Regions from separate parts of the Mus musculus genome. Here region 2 is linked to region 1. The links are chromatin loops, found by intact Hi-C in ENCODE. Cell type or tissue: heart. All regions are shown on one strand.

The links. A loop is a pair of places that touch in the nucleus more often than their neighbours do. Peaks named below come from ENCODE experiments on the same cell type or tissue, not always from the same donor. Only the 100,000 strongest peaks of a DNase experiment are listed, where the experiment ranks them.
Region 2: a loop joins it to region 1, with 2.3 times the contacts of the local background. A loop is called at or near these places in 7 of 42 quality-filtered maps.

Annotation. Positions count from the first base shown.
Region 1 is chr10:128,544,953-128,547,452 of GRCm38, reverse strand. Zc3h10 (zinc finger CCCH type containing 10) reads left to right here. Exons shown (of 3, transcript NM_134003.2): 2 at 562-625; 3 at 1,915-2,500. The coding sequence starts at 1,967. Among named protein-coding and RNA genes, the nearest start is that of Zc3h10, 1.5 kb to the left of the region's middle. In heart, CTCF peaks have their summits at 741 and 940 (motif pointing right); DNase peaks (open chromatin) are centred at 1,892 and 2,482; H3K4me3 peaks cover 1,467 bases; H3K27ac peaks cover 1,418 bases.
Region 2 is chr10:128,673,273-128,675,772 of GRCm38, reverse strand. Suox (sulfite oxidase) reads left to right here and starts at 1,855. Exons shown (of 4, transcript NM_173733.3): 1 at 1,855-1,921. In heart, a CTCF peak has its summit at 943 (motif pointing right); a DNase peak (open chromatin) is centred at 1,832; H3K4me3 peaks cover 1,655 bases; H3K27ac peaks cover 1,052 bases.

The DNA.
Region 1 (2,500 bases):
CTCCCCTTTCACTTCCTCAGTGTCCCAGTCACCTGGTCCACCGCTGAGTGCTGGCACCGCATCGCGGAGCCGGCCAAGCCAGAAGACTTCCAGGGAAACTCGTAGGACTTTTCGTGAACTCTAGGGTGTTGGGGGATGGTCGTAATCACCGCCCCCGAGTCTAGTCTCGCCTTCCCACTGACACTAGTCAGTTGTTGCCCTTGTCCAGCTTTCAGGTTTGGCTGGCGTTCCGAACTCCAACCCTAGATCGGATTCTGAACCCCATATCCTTCTCATCTTGAGGTAAAGCTCCGCTAACCTTCCTCACCAGGAACTGTTTTGTTTTTTAGTTCAGCTTCCCAATTTTTATTGGTCGGTTCTAGCCCTTATCCTTCTTAATAGGGACTTCTCCTTGTGATAGGTGACGTTCACTTTGACCTCTTAAGGGAGCCTAAAAGCCACAAAGCTCTTAGCTTTTTGTCAGAATTCATTCCAGTGTATGAAAACCACATCATATCCCTTTCACGTTTTTCCCTTGTTCTACTCAAATCTCCGTTTTTTGTTTTTTTGTTTCTTGTTCAGAACCCAGCAGTGATGTGGAGGTGGAGACTCACGGGAGCCCCGGACTTCACCTGAGCTACCTCAGGTATTAATTCTGGGATATTGGGGTGAGGAAGGCTATCATATCCAGTTATCTGCTTCTAGTGGGACTTGAAACATTGGTCAGGCTTTGAAGGCATTTAGTCTTCACCTGATCGTCATTTATGATCTTTTAAGGGCTTGTTTCTTACCAGTTGTTTCTTATATTCTGGGGCTCCTTTTCCCATCTTGTGTATTCCTGTGCATCTCTGACTTCTAATCTGGTTAGTTATTCTAGCAAAGTCAAGGAAGTCAAGGAAACGGGAAATCAAGAAAGGTATCTTTATTCCCAAACGGAAACTAGGAACTTCTCTTATTTGAACAGTAGGGGGAGCCTGAGTCCTACTCAGGGAACATTTAAAAGATTAGACACGTGGTAGCAGGGACTCCCAGTCTTAGACTCCCAGGGTTAGAGAGAAGGGAGGGCTAGAATTAGGGCAGTGGACTGACATTCCAGAGCTCTCTTGAGAAACAGGAGACTTAAAAAGCTTTTATAGAGTCTATAAATAAAGAGGATTTTTATGGGGTAAGGAGTGCTATGGTTTGATATCAGTGGGATTTTCATGGAGTGGGGTGGGGAATGGGGAAAGAAAGGTCACCGTTCCTATGAAAGTAACTCCTTTCCACCTTGTCCTTCGAACAGTTCGTCCTGGGGATCTAAAAGTAGAAAGTTCAGCTCAGAACGTCTTTCCATGAAATGAGGGTGTTTGTGTGTGGAACACACTGGGAGATGGACAGGTTTCAGGGTTACCCTGTAGCTAGTGACACCAGTTTTGTTTTGTTTTGTTTTGTTTAACCAGGGATTTCTAAAATACATGGAGACTTGAGCTGAGTTTACGTAGAAGAGGGATTAAGGGAAGTTCTGTTTCTGGTGTTCCTTCTTCCATGAGTTCTCAAAGCTAAGCAGCCCGTGTTAGAGCACTCTTTCCAGTGTCAGTCTGTTCACACACCAACACCTGTTTTAGTTTCTCCCTCACAACTTAAATGAGAGAAGGTAAAAATCTAACACTCTCCCCTTCCCTCCCCCTCCTTGGCTGAGCATCATTAGTAAGATGAAGTGGCTTCATCCCAGCTCTCTCCCTCCTGTGTTAGCCAGGCAAGTGTGAATCACTCCAAACAAGACCAGGTGCATAAGGGCCTGGGCGGGACTTCTGGCAAGTCAGCCGGGCTAGCTAGAATTCTCCTTGGATTCTCCATCTCCCAAAGCCATTGCCCCAGAAGCCTGCCCACTGTATGGTCAGGAGAGAGGGAGCTTTCCGGAGGACCCCTTTCTGACACAGTTCTCTTTTTTAACAGTCGCCAAGAGTGGCAAGAAAAGGAAGAAGACCCTGACTTGGGGGGGACCAGGATGCCTGACCGGGACAGCTATGCCAACGGCACTGGCAGCAGCGGTGGAGGCCCTGGAGGTGGTGGCAGTGAGGAGGCCAGTGGGGCAGGGACAGGCAGCGGGGGAGCCACCTCAGATGCCATCTGTAGAGACTTCCTGAGGAACGTCTGCAAACGAGGCAAGCGATGTCGATACCGCCACCCAGACATGAGTGAGGTATCCAATTTGGGGGTAAGCAAAAATGAATTTATCTTCTGCCATGACTTCCAAAACAAGGAGTGTAGCCGCCCCAACTGTCGTTTCATCCACGGCTCCAAGGAGGATGAGGATGGCTATAAGAAGACAGGAGAGCTGCCTCCCCGGCTGAGGCAGAAAGTGGCCGCTGGGCTGGGTCTCTCACCCGCCGACCTACCCAATGGTAAGGAGGAGGTCCCCATCTGCCGCGACTTCCTCAAAGGTGACTGTCAGAGAGGAGCCAAGTGCAAGTTTCGTCACCTGCAAAGGGATTTTGAGTTTGATGCTCGCGGTGGAGGAGGCACTGGAGGTGGAGGCTCC
Region 2 (2,500 bases), 130 kb before region 1:
TATTAAATTAACTTTGATTGATCAAGTAGCTTCTATCCCAAAAAGAAACATTTCTGCCCAGACCTGTTTCTTATTTCTGCTTGAAGCCCTCCAATCTGTCATAGTCTAAAGGACTGAAATACAGAAAATGAAAACATAAGAGACTGATTGTAGGCACGAGGGTTCTAAGTGAGAAAGGATGTTTAGAGAGCCAGCCAGTTAGAGTCAGGCAGCCCTTAAGTTTCCAGGCCAGTCCTAATTGCCATCTGTGGGCCTTTGTCAAGTCAGCAGTGCCTCAGTCTCTCCAGCTGTGCAATGAAGAGACTGTGGAGGTTGAGCCAGGTGTGTGGCACACACCTAGTATTCCCAACACCTGGAAGTAGAGGTCCATCTGCACTACAGGAGATAGTAGCTCCCTAAAATAAAGGTGGTGCATTAGTAGATGGACGGAGAAACCATACCAAGTACATATTTGACAGGGTCTTTGTGTACAATCATGGCCGGCCTCAGCTGGAATCATACTCTGGCACTGTAACACCAACTGAAACTTTATTTTCAACAACAGGGCCTGGATGTGCCCTTTACATTAATCCCAGCACTCTGGAGACAGAGGCAGGCAGATCTCTGTGAGTTCCAGGCCATCCTAGTCTACACAGTAAGTTCTAGGACAGTCAGGGCTACACAGAAACCCTGCCTCAAAAAATAAAAACAAAAACAGAACCAACCTTTCGGATGATAATCTGCAAAGGCTGAAAACCTTTCCACTCCCAAAAACGTTAGAGTCAATATCACCTATTCACTATCACGTCCCCTTTTCTGAGTACACTTCCCTGTTCAGGATTCTTAGCCCAATTCCTCAAAAAACAAAAACCAAAAACAATCAAAAAACATAAATGGACAAAGATGAACTTCCAGATGTAAAAGTTTGTTCTAAGTTGATGCGACTGTAGCTCAACCCTCTGGTCTCTAGAGGGCAGTCTATGAATGTTTGTTCCCGGAGCCCAAAGTGAATGTCAAAATTTCAATCTCTAGTAAATGATTAAGAGTAATAGCAAATTTTTCTATCATTGTCCTTTACCTTTTATATACAAGACTACAATGTTTATACTTTTGTTAAACTGCCCTTTTTTCTTGTTTAAGTAGACGCTTTTTAAAAAATTCATCACGCAGACTTTGGTGCATGCTTTTAAGTGAGGTACTCGAGGCAGAGACAGACAAATCTACCTCCGGAGTTCCGGATCAGCAGGGTCTACAAAGCTAGATTCAGACCAGCCAGAGCTACATAGTGAGACCTTGTCTCAAATAAAACATGGTTTTTCGGTATTGCTGTTTTCACACTTCAGAAATCCACTCTGGGAATCGTTGAGCCACTATTTTGGGCATCATTTCTGCCGTTATTCCTGGCCTTGCTTTCCCTAGGACTCAACGTTGCAACACCGAACTACCGAGGCGCGGGACAAAACCCTGGGTTTTCCCCGGGAATGTGGTCCCCATTCTCGTGGCCACCTTTCAAGGCCTTGTCACCTTCCACTGTCTAGATACAGAGCATCAGTTGTGCCTCACAATTCCCTACGGAGCTGCGGTCTGCTCTGGTCACCAGTGTGTGACCCCGGTCCCCGGGAGGCAGAGGCCTGTACCATCCAGGACCCGGCGACGCCCCGCCCCCCAGCTTCGCAACCCCGCGACCCGGCGACCCGGCGACCCGGCGACCCGGCGACCCGGCGACCCGGCGACCCGGCGACCGGGCGACAGTTGACAGTCCTCGTCAAGAGCAGCTGCAAAGCTAGGGGCCAATAGCTGCGGAGCCGGCGAGGGGCGTCAGGACGCCTGCACAAACTGTACACGTCACGGCCGAGCCCCGCCCCGCCCCGCCCCTCCGCTCTGGGCCGCTCTAGCCCTGCACGGGGCGGGTGAAATTGTTCCGCTGCCGACATCCAGCCGGGTAAGGGGACTGCGACCGGGAGAGAAAGGAGGGAGGGCAACGGTGGGACCAAGGCGGCCAGTGCCGCCAAATCTTGGAGTAACTTGGAGCAACCTCCAAATCTTAGCAGTAGCAAAAGAACCAGTATCTCCATATATGATGTCGGTGTGCTCCTGGGGTCGCAGGCTGGTGTTCTGTCCGAATTCTGGACAGACACACCCTCCTACCTAAAGTGTCTCAGAGAGTAAGGACTACTCTTGCACCACGGAGTAGCATTTCGGTATTTAGCAGGCCGCTCCTCCCAAACCTGGAACGGGGCTGGTAAAAAGCAGGTTGCTGAAATTAAGAGTAGATGGCAGGAAGAGTAGGGATCCCCGTGGCCCAGGCGTAAAGAGGAGAAAAATTCGCCTTTTCCATCTTCCTTCGCCATTTGTAAGAGTCCCATCCCTAGCATCTCAGCAACCAGCGGCTTCTTACTACTCTCCACTTTGACCATCCTAGGTCAGAGAGGCACTAGGTTGTGAGGAAGACACCTCAGCAGGACAGAGAGCAGAAAAATTAACTTCCTTCTCTAGCCCATCCCCTGACACCCTGGCCATT